Regions from separate parts of the Homo sapiens genome. Here region 1 is linked to region 2. The links are chromatin contacts, found by Hi-C in ENCODE. All regions are on one chromosome and are shown on one strand. Each heading gives the region's core, a stretch centred on a gene start or an enhancer-like site at or near the end of the contact. The rest is flanking DNA. Distances are from core to core; before and after follow the strand shown. Region 1 holds the start of LIPK (lipase family member K). Region 2 overlaps LIPA (lipase A, lysosomal acid type).

Region 1 (5,498 bases), core at 923-3,422, 510 kb after region 2:
GTATGGTCTTCAAAAGACTAGAAGAATTACTCCAAAATGAAAATGGTTATATTTGGTCACTGGGAATAAACATTTTCTCTCTTCCACTAATTTACTTATTGGTTATATATTTTTCTTGATGAATTTATTAGCTTGAATCATCCTTATAATAATAGCAAAGGTTATGACATTTAGAAATAATTATGTATAAATTTAAACTCAATGACCTGTGAGTAAATGTCCTAGATGTCTTCTTAGGGGCAAAGTTCAGAAGTTTTAGTACTTCCATCTTGTAATAATCATTTCAGCAGTATCGCATAGTTTTTGTTTATTAAAAGATTCTTGGCAGCCATACAAATGACTGGGTTTGCCAGAAGACTGTTGTTTATCAATTAGAATGTTTTTGCATCTGCCACATTTTTCCTTTTTATCTGACATTTTAAATCTAAAAACCCACTGGGTGTTTACAGAGATTTAGGATCTGTCTTGCTCCTACCTCAGCATCCTTCATAAAGCTCTAATACTTTTAACCTCTTACCAAAACAGAGTGACTCACAACTATTAGTGGTCAGGTTAGTCAGAAACTAGATTTAAATTGCTTCCCTGTTTTTCCCCCACCCACAGGGTGAAAGACAATGAATCAGGAAGACTGAGGAGACTATTAACAAGTGAATGAAAGGAAATCTTTACCTAATAGGATATCCAGTCCTAAAAATTGTAGATTTGAGAATTAAACACCTAGCACATTTGAATCAGGAAGAAAGACTAGGCAACTTTGATGGAATTTTCAAATAGGTTAAGAGGCCAGTAGCTCTGTGCTCTAAGCCTAGAGGCAAGCAGAAAAGAACAAGAGTCTTGGGATAAATGGGAAATAAAATGCCAAGGCAGAAAAAAATGAATAACAAACATTTAAAGAGCATTATATTTCACATGTCTTCGATAATATGAAGGACAAAACACTTGTCCTGCCTGGTAAAATAGGGTCTGAAAGATTGTTCCTTCAAATTAAAGGCAAAAATTAAATAAAATAAACCACAAAGGAAGAGCAGTGAAGGAAATAATTTTTCCCTCAATGTCCTTACAAAGTAAGGGAGAGACAGGATAGTCCAGTGAAGGAATATGAAACCAAGTCATTTTAGAGTAAAATGGCACTTTAACTTCATATTGTTATTCCAAAACTCAGTTCCATACTCTCATATTTACAGCCTGAAGTGCTAAGTATGCCAAGGTGCTATATATTTGAGTTGGTTTCTGTTTTCAGACACAAAGAAAGCCTGGTAAAAACTGCTTTCTTATTTCTAGAAAAAGAAAACAAAGGATAACTATTTTGTAAAAACAAACAAAAAATAACAGTTTGGCTTTGACACATAGAATTAAAGAATAATTATTTAATCTCTCTATGTCTAGAGGGAATATTAGTCCATCCAGTTGACTCATCTTCATCTTTCTAGCTTCCAATCAGGTCTGCAATTTAAAGGGTGACAGGAGCATGATACTCTTAAATATCATCTACATTAATGTGAACCACATTTTCACTCCTCTCCCAGTCAAACTATTTATTACAAAGCAGCAGAAAAAGAGAATGGTGTGTCCTCCACAAATGATTGATTTCATAAGCAGTTGTGTCACTCTTGACAGTCACTTTGCTTCATATTCCCCTGCAGATGACCCTGATCATAAAAAAGAATATTCATACTCAAGGCCATTGGAATGAGAACATAAAGGGCTTCCTAAAAAATGGTAAATGGTTTTGAGAACATTATCCAAACATTATTTCCCAAACCCCTAGATGCAAGACTCAAAAGAGAGGTTCATAAAATTATTTATTGCTAGATTTTTCCAAGTGTAGACTTGTGATACCTCCTCTCACTGAGGTTCAAATATAGTGATGTCTGCTTTCTAGATGCTGCAGCTTTCTGAAAGGGAAAACTTGTCATAACATACCTAGAAGACTCTCCATCTGAAGTTGTCACATTATACTCTTGCTGTATCTTGCTTAACCTGATAGAATCAAAATACAATATTCATCATCAACATGTAAAGTTCTGTCCCTCTGAAGGTTTCCTATGTCTCACTAATACACTATGATCCAGGCTCTGCAAATAGATGAAAAGTCATTACCTGATCCAAGTCTTTGGAGGTCTGTCTTCAAGTCCTGGGAGCTTCAGGTGCATTCCAGATCCTTCCAGAGGCAACTGTCAGTGGAACATGCTCTGTTTTAAACAGCTCAAAAGATGGCGCAACTAGAAATTTCTCAACTGGAAGCAGATTAATCATGGTTTCAAATATAACAGATGCTACTAAGGTAAACTTGTTAGGTGAGTTCTTAGCCAGTGATGAAAAAGAATGTGATTGAGACTAAAATTCTCACTCCTGCCAAGCCAATCCTCATGTTCCATGCCTCAAGGGTCAGATGAATTGGAAGATTCTCAGCAGAATCTGAGACTCTCTACTTAGAAAATAATTTCCACCAAGGGTGGATGAAATGACCCCAGTCATACGAGCATCTCTGTAAAATGCCACATCCTCCTGCCTCATCCAGCTGCATCACTTCTAATGCTACCACATTGTCAATTATTGCTTTGGCTTTTCTGAATTTCTTTTACCTTGGTATGTAAATTGGGCATTAGAATTGGTAGGAAATAGTATATCCAATTCTTTCAAGATCTCTAGCTAGCTAAAGGCAAATAAACAAAAACAAAACTGGCTTTTTTTTTCTACTCTCCAACCAATCTCTTTCTTGCCATGTAAGCTGTCTTGTGTCTGCACTCCATGAAAGTTTGAAATCAGATAATCTGGAATTCCAGAACTGCATAGAGCTCTATTTTCAGTAGTGGGCATTTATATTATCGAAAATTACAAGGGTAATTACAAGTCCAGTTTGGGTAAATTAAAACAACCAAATTTCTAAAATGATCTCAAAACTAATATTTTCCATGCTTCAAAGTAATCTGAAGAGGAAGAGTATTCCTGAATTATTTCCTGAATTTTCATCATTGGTTCAGACATGTCTATATACACGCAGAGCATAGGAAAGAATTGCAAACACACTTGTATCAGAACGTGCATTTTAGTCAGGTAGGACTTAGTGGCATGAGGTTAGTTTAAATACCTTCAAGTTTCTTTGGATTGTGTCAGTTACTAATTAGGTTCCATTAGAGTCAGTTTGATTGGAAATTGTAGTTGGAATTGGCTTTGCTTCCATTACTATAATAGTTTCAACCACTTAATTATTTACAGATTTACTTGATTTATGAGAAACGTTTTATATTCTTATATTTTTAATGTATAATTCCACTTAAAATGTAGTACATTCTACTGGCATGCCAATTTGAGTCTCTGAAATAAAACATAGCAACTGGAAAGATAGTTCATGTTTTGGCAATATACAAACTGCTGGAATCTAGTCTATGCTAGCAAATACAAACATTTCTATACTAGAAAACACAGATATTCTTGGGGAAAAAAGAAAAGAAACGATGGAATTTTCAATTATTACATAGTTGATCTTGAACTATTTTGCCAAACATTTTCTGCAATGCATTCCTACCCACAGGAAATCCAAATCATTGTAGTTTGGGGCACTTTTACACTGAATGGGTTATTCATCCATATAAGGACCCTTTACTGCTTTGTTTATTCTTTTATAAATTTTATTTAATTTATTTTGACCTTTGTCCCTGATCCCTACTTTCATTCAATCTCTAGTTTATCCTAAAGAGTGACCATATCACTGTAAAGTATATAGCATATATGAGATTTTCATATATTATTTTATTATAAATCTCATTGTTTCCTACTTTTCTTACTGTACATTATGCCTGTGAACTGGATTGTCTCCATAATTTGTGGGGCCCAGTGCCAAATTTTAAATATGGGACTTCTTATGAATAATAATTTAAAGATGATGACAACAAAGTGTCTAAGTGTGAGGGCCTTCTAACCACACCTTCTAATCCTCTAGAGTTGCATATTTCACACATCTATAAAGCAGGCCTGGCTTGTGAGAATCCAACATGTTGCATTAAGCATATGTTGTTTGTTACTTCTTACTGTAAAACCTCCACCTTTAAACTGTCCTATTCCCCAATGACCGATAATTTCATTCCCTTAAATTCTGCACCATTAAATATGTCAGCATTTATATGCCCCACGATGGAATAGTGTGCATGCCATACATCTAGGAATGAGAATTTTTTGGTCATAGGTCATATGGTTGATCAATTTTACTATATATTTCCGGATTATTCCAGAAATAGGCTATGCACTTCCATCAACAGTGCTGAGTATTCATTTCCCACTCAGTTTGCTAGTCTATTTCTGTCAATCTGTCATTTCTCTTTTCTTTTTCGTTTTTTTTTTTTTTTTTTTTTAACGTAGTTTTGCTCTGTGGCCCAGGCTGGAGTGCAGTGGTGCGATCTCAGCTCACTGCAACCTCTGCCTCCGGGACTCAAGTGACTCTTCTGCCTCAGCCTCCCAAGTAGCTGGGACTACAGGTGTGCACCACCATGCCCGGCTAATTTTTCTGTTTGGTAGAGACAGGGTTTCACTATGTTGGCCAGGCTGGTCTCAAACTCCTAACCTCAAGTGATCCACCTGCCTTGGCCTCCCAAAGTTCTGGGATTACAGGCATGAGCCACCACGCCTAGCCATTTCTCTTTTCATTTATGATTTAATTCATTGAACAGAAATCCATCTCTGTTTACACACATACTTGTATAGTAATATTTATGATTTTAGGGTCTTTAAAAAATTATTTCTCCAATCCCAGGACACAAAATAAAGGGGCTTTCCCTTCTCCTGTCTTGGTAGTGGCTTTAGGGCCCTGCAGAAGGGTAGGGCCCATCTTCTCTTTCACTCCCTCTCCTTGCCTTATCATGCGGAAGTAGGTGTTTTTCCATGAAACACTTCATCTCCTACTTCCATCAAGGCTTCTAACACCCCCAAGGTATGTGGGCGGATCAAGAGAAAGAACCTTGCCCTCTAACTGACTCATGCTGCCCATACTGCATGGCCAGGATGTTTACCCAGCTGCTTGTATTCCAGGTGTTAGGGAGGTCTTATAGAGAATGCATCTTTTAGAATGGAGCTGAGCTGAGTCTGTAATCTACACACATTTTAAAATTTGTGCCTTTAGGTCTGAACCAGGAATTTATTGTTTTCTTAAGGAGATTAAATTCCTTGGTATTTGCATAACAACTACTCTTGTTTTGGTTAATTACTTTGGAGTACCATCCCCTGAGGTTTGCATTTTTTGTGAGACTGTTGGTAGGGACCTAGGCTATCTGTATCTGAGGTTTAAAATCTCGAATTTAGGGTATGTGATTCTTCAATGGTGTGCAATGAGGACCTTTTGTAAGTGCACCTATGTATGTGGACCTGGTATTTTGAATGGCTGGAGTATATTAGAGCTTATGAGTCAGAGGGAAACAAGGCCCACAGACAAGACAAACATCAAAACTTACTCCCTTTGCTAATGACTGTAGCAATTCATTAAGGCGTGTGGATTTTCCTAGGAA
Region 2 (6,154 bases), core at 2,627-5,126:
GCTTTTCTTTTTTCACCTGACAATATGTCAGGGACTTCTTTCTACCTCAGGACATAATTTTGTGCCATTTATTTTTCAGCTAACTTCATTTTTAATATGAAACAACTCACCATTTAAGCCCTAAACCAAGACACTGTAGGTGTCTTGAATAGTAATTTCCAAACACCTGGCAGTCACTGCTTGCATCAGAATCACCAAATTGCTTTAAAAAGTACACTATTTAATAAATCATTGCATTAAAAAAGTAATGAGAGTTGGAATTATAGTGGAATTCTTGGATTGGCTACCATCCAGGCTTATAAAACAAATACTCCTGTGTCCCAATCATTTGGACTAGAGAATCTGTACTTTTATTTTTTCGTTTTATTTTATTTTTTTGAGATGGACTCTCACTCTGTTGCCAGGCTGGAGTGTAGTGGTGCGATCTTGGCTCACTGCAACCTCCGCCTCCCAGCTTCATGTGATTCTCCTGCCTCAGCCTCCCGAGTCGTTTTATTATTTTAAAAAAAAATTTTTTATTGAGGTATAAGTGACATAGAATATTTAAAGTATACAATTTGATATATTTCAGTGTTTGTATACACCTGTGAAACCATCACCATAATCGACACAGCAAATATATCATCATCCTAAAAGGTCCCTGCTGCCCCTTTGTGATACCTCCCCCCATCCCTCCCCTCAATCCCACTGATCTGCTTCCTGTCATTGTAGCTTAGTTTGCATTTTCTAGAGCTTGCATGAGAACAGTCATGCAGTTTATACTTGTTTTTGTCTGGCTTCTTCCACTCAGAATACTTGTTTTGAAATTTTCCTATGTTGTGTATGTCAGTAGTTCATTCCTTTTTATTTCTGAGGATCTGCATTTTTAAAAAATCTGCCTGGTAGATTCTTTTGCTCCACCAGGTTTGGGAGCAGACCTGTTCGGGACATCCTGATACTTTCATCTCCTTCTTCAGTTGCCCCAGGAACTCTAACAGTGCTATAGTTCTCCTTTCCCTGGGGCTCGTCTCTAAGGAACTAGGAAGAGCCTGGCCTGAGGCTCCTGGTCCTTTATAGTAACTAGAAGGCTGAGAGTTAAATGTCAGTTCCTCAGGGGCAGAGTTTGTTGTGGCCTAAAAGAGGGGCATCTGGAATGCAAATAGTTCATGACGTGCTGAACAGCACATGCTTACCACTTAAGGAATGCCCCCAAACCTTCAAAAATCCTCAAATTCACAAAGATTGAGGATTTTCGTTCTTGGTTCAGGTCTCTGCTTTTCTCCTTGGTCACATTTATGCTTATAGTCACTTGTTTTCTTCATATACCCTGTCACTAGAATTCCCCTACATTTTTGAGGATGCCTAGGACCTCTTACCTAATGGACATTTTCCTAAAAGGCCCAATGTCTGTCACCTCATCAGTTATTGCACCCCCAGAGATGATGGAGGGTGACTGAGCTGGCTGGAGGCAGATCCTGAGCTTTCCCACCAGCTTAGTGACTGCCAGCAGCCCACACACAGTACACGCCAGGCCTCAGCAAAGTACAAATGGCCACCAGACCTGGGATGTCAGAGGCCCTTGGGAATGTTGAAACCAAGGCTGTCCTAGGCCAACTCTATTTTATATTACAGACCTGTGTTGCTTCACCCTTCTGTGTCTTGGGCCTCCACTGGGCATGGGGTTTGCAGTAGAGACATTGGATCGGCTATCATCTAGGCTACTGGTCTTGTTCCAGCCCTCTTATCCAGCAGCTTGCCAGGGTCAAAGGCTGCAGGGTGAGGGCCAGAGCACTGCTCTGTGCCCCATTTGTGACCTGGTGACTTTAGATTCTAACTACCCTGGAATATACCTCCAGAATATTTGCAAAGCCCAGATTTGCTGTACAAGGCAGCCTGGGCCTTTGCTCTTCTACCCGCTGTACCATCTTTTGTCAGTAAAATGGTTGGTTGCTTTGTGCAGCCATTGTATCGGATCTTCCCTTTGGCTTTCCCTCCTCTGGGCTGTTGGCCAGGGGCTGCCACTGGTGCAGGCTGCAGGCTCCAAGAGGCAGTGCAGGAAAAGGCTTCTGTGGAAGCTGGGCAGGCCTGGATGCCGGGCAGGCTGGGGCTAGAATTCAGGTGTGGCATTAGAGGGCTCTTATGGTATGAGTTTGGGGTTGACCTTAAAGGCCATTTTGTTTACAGTCCATTCAGAAGTTTACTTTTTGTTTAAATAATTAGGATTAACTTGTTAATAAATTCCATACCTTGTTCTTTAGCGGGATTTTAAATATAGCATACTCATCTTTCCATTCTCCTTATAAACCTGATGAATTTCGGAGCTCCCCAGAGCCAAGACTTGATATTACTTCTCACTTTCTCACTGGCCCTGCCCAGAGCCCAGGTACTCTCACCTGTTTGAAGAAGGCCATCCCAGTGTAGTTTTCCAGTGTTGTTCTGACCTACCTAAGGTGCTATTAAAAATACTGGTTCTTGGGCCTGTCTGAGACCTGTGGAGACTCTGAATTCCTAGGGCTGTGACCCTGGGATCTATGTTTGAGTTAAGTGCCTTAGATGATTACGATGTGCTCTTTTTTTTTTCTTTAAAGGAAAAAACATACTTTTGGTAGGCTTTTAAAGAACACTGTAAAAAGGATATTCAGTATAATTTTTGTTAAACATGTAATATGTTTTATGAAATTTTAGAAAATACATGAGTGAAAGAAAAATGACTTGTATGTCTAGCACCCAGCAATAGCCACTATTAATATTTTGGTATAATCTTACAGTTTTGTAATATAATCATTTCCATTACAAAAGTCAGATCATACTACATCTGCTTTTATGTAAATTTTCATTTAAAGAAATGCCATTATATTTGTTAGATACAAGTTAAGCTGTTGTATTAGAGACCCCAAAATACAGCTGCTAAATAAAGAGTTTATTTCTTTCTCATAATAAAGTTCAGAGAGAGGTGGCCCAGACTGATGATAGAGGGGGTTTTGGCTGTGTTCCATGAGGCCATGCAGGGACCCAGTTCCCTCCATACTATAGCTCTGCCATCCTCGGGGTGTTGTCCTCTTCTGCCTGGTTGCAGCCCGGTCACCTCCATGTCTCTTCCAACTCACAGGAAGGCAGGGGAGAGGGAGCTCAGGGCAAGTGACTTTGTGCGAAGGAGATAGCTTAGAAGTGAGCGGTATGGCCATAGCCTGGCTGCTCGCAGGAGGATGAGGATGTGGTTTCTATCTTGGCAGCCATGTACTTAGGGAAAGCTTTAGGGATTCTGTTACTGAAAGGAAGAAGGCAAGAATGGGAATGGGTGGCAGTCTCTGCCATAATTAAAAATGCCTTTCCGGGTCAGTAACTAAAGTTTTAAAATATTTGTCATAAAGGGCAGTTTCTGTTGCTTGAATTTTATTATCATTTTGTTTTTTGCAGTGATAGTTGTTTTGCAGTCATAAATCATCTGTCCTTATATGTTAGAGTGTTTTCTTAGGATGATACATTTATAGCAGTAGACTTAGTAAGGGAGAGGGTAGGCATAGCTTTAAGACTTCTAATACATATTGTACTTTAGAAAAGTTGAACCCGTTTACATTTTTATTACCATTCAAGACCTAAATATAATTTTTAAATGTCATTTTAAAACGGTTTATCCTAATACTATAGGCATTTCCTCCTGATCATTATCTACATATACTCTGTGATATGATTATCACAGAAGTATAACCTTAGTGTATATTTGGTTTCATTTTTTTCCACTTAGTATTATTTATGAGATTATCTGTAAGCCATTTTCTGTTTGTATTTTATTTATATTTATGACAGTGGCATACCCCTTGTGTATATTTATGTAACATATTTACCCAAATATCTATTATTTGAAATGGTAAGTTTTGGCCACAAGGTGGCGCCCGGTAAAAAGAAATGCCCAGACATTCTCTTCAAAACTGCTTTTGGTTTATGTGAAGTCTGTTCTTATCAACTGCATACAATTCTACTGTTTGATGTAATAAAACACAGAGCGAGATGATATACTACAAGGGATTGTTACTTATTAAAATTGGGCTTTAGCTTATTTCCAGGTTTTTGTTACTGGAAATCATCTTAATACTTTTCTTTTGAAATATCCTTTCAAGTGGATAGCTTGAAGTCCTAAGTGACTTAGCACAAAGTCAAATTTAGAACTTCAGTCTGAGCTATAGGCAAGTTTCACCTTTGTATTCTGTGCTCACGCTGGTGCTTCATATGAATGCTGAAGGACATGTGACAAAGTGATGAACTGCTGTCTGTGTTCAGTGGCAGAATAGTTTGCATCAATATATTTTCACTGACAAAGATGGGGAACAGATGTACCAACAGGTGCTGTGAATCCAAATTTTGTTTTGCTTGTTAAATATGCCACAGGTATTTAATATCAGTCATTTGCAACGGCAAAAACAGATGCCAAATATTTCTCCTGTAACAATCCCCTATAGTATATCATCTCACTCTGTCTTTTATTACATCAAACAGTAGAATTGTATGCAGTTGATTAGAACAGACTTCACATAAATCAAAAGCAGTTTTGACAAAGAATGTCTGAGCATTTCTTTTTACCAGGCGCCACCTTGTGGCCAAAACTTACCATTTCAAATTCATTTGGCTTGCCAATTTTGTGTTTAATTTTTGACATACATTTAATTTGAGAGTGTAGAGGAAATATGGATTTGCACTATTTTGAATTTTAAAAATAAGTGACATTTTGCTAATATTTTATATTATACTATTTTAAATATGAATAAATGTAAATTTCAATACAATTTCAATTTCATGGCTCTAGTATCCCTAACTAGTTAGAATTGTGCTGGCATGCAGTACTACTTGGTGATTATACTGATACCAGTACTCAAGAAAAAGTGTTTAATCAATACCATCATTAAAATTTGACTAATATAACTAGACAAGTAGAATGGGTAAATAGAAAATATACAGTCATCCCTCAAGTATCTTTGGGGACTGGCTGCAGACATCATCCCCAAACCAAAATTCACAGATACTCAAGTCCCTTATATAAAATGATGTAGTATTTGCATATAGCCTATGCATATCCTTTCATATGCTTTAAATCATCTCTAGATTACTTATGATGCTTAATACAATGTAAACGCTATGTAAGTAGGTGTTACACTGTTTTAAAATTTGTATTTTTTATTGTTTTATTATCTTTTATTGTTTTTTTCCAAATATTTTCCATCTGCAAAATATCACTTGGCTGAATCCACAGATACAAAACTGGATATGGAGGGCCAATTGTATATTATAATTATTTTATCTATATATATCCATCTCTCTCTCTCTCTCTCTATTATATATATATATATGTATATATATATGTAGCTACCTATCTGTCTACCTTTATTTCCCAAGTAAAATGACTAACTCTTTGAAAAAGCTTAGGATGCAAATTTCAGCAGAAAATGTCAGCATAAAGTTCCGCTAGCAGGAGCAACTGTTGATCTAGTATAATTGACAGCATATGTGCATAGCTGCTTTCTTGTGTCAGGTGGTAGCTGCTTAACAATCATACAATGAGAAATTGAGTCATTCAGTAAAGCAGGACAAAACCATGCCATCTCATTTAAAATAATGCCTTGGAAATGAAGAGTAAATCTGGATATTGGTATAAAGTTGATTTCCGAGGTTGTGGCTAGCTCCAGCAACCTATGATGTTATCTCTAACTTTGGTGTCAGATAACTCTTTTCCAAATTATCTTCTTTTTAGGCTGTTAAATTCCAAAAGTTTCAAGCCTTTGACTGGGGAAGCAGTGCCAAGAATTATTTTCATTACAACCAGGTAAAGTTTTTAGTCTTTTCATTAAAGGGGGCCCTGAAAACTCATCAAGAAAGCCAGCCTGGCCTATCAGGATTCTGGCCAGGCTCAGGTGCTGTGGGAAATGTTTGCAGGAGTTGACTAGTGTTTGTTTTCCATCAGTCCATTCAGAACAATCCAAGCTTTGTAGCTGGTGTTGTGGACTGGGCCTCCTCTCTTTGTCCTTTCCCCAGCTCTAAATAAGAATCATCACTGTTATGCATTACTCAGAGTAATCACGAACATAGCCTGTAGAGTCAGACAGTCCTATGTCTGTTATCTGGTAGCTATGGGGCCTTGGCCAGATTACATTGCTTAAGCCTCTTCCCTGCACTAATAAAATTA

What was found. A loop is a pair of places that touch in the nucleus more often than their neighbours do. Pooled maps may share reads with other maps.
Region 1: a pooled map shows a loop between it and region 2 (2.4-fold over the local background). The contact joins the promoter of LIPK here to the enhancer-like site in region 2. A Hi-C loop is called at or near these places in 1 of 168 maps with a recorded cell type or tissue (CD8-positive, alpha-beta T cell), 1 of 37 single-sample maps with no recorded cell type and 7 of 50 pooled maps.

What each region holds. Positions count from the first base shown.
Region 1 is chr10:88,702,923-88,708,420 of GRCh38, reverse strand. LIPK (lipase family member K) reads right to left here and starts at 2,172. Exons shown (of 10, transcript NM_001080518.2): 1 at 2,101-2,172. RefSeq lists an enhancer at 4,743-5,498.
Region 2 is chr10:89,215,578-89,221,731 of GRCh38, reverse strand. It overlaps LIPA (lipase A, lysosomal acid type), which reads left to right. Exons shown (of 10, transcript NM_000235.4): 9 at 5,723-5,794. Among named protein-coding and RNA genes, the nearest start is that of CH25H, 11 kb to the right of the region's middle. Within about 2 kb of position 3,876, at least 3 of the 41 ENCODE cell types and tissues checked have a DNase peak (open chromatin) inside an H3K27ac peak, as active enhancers do.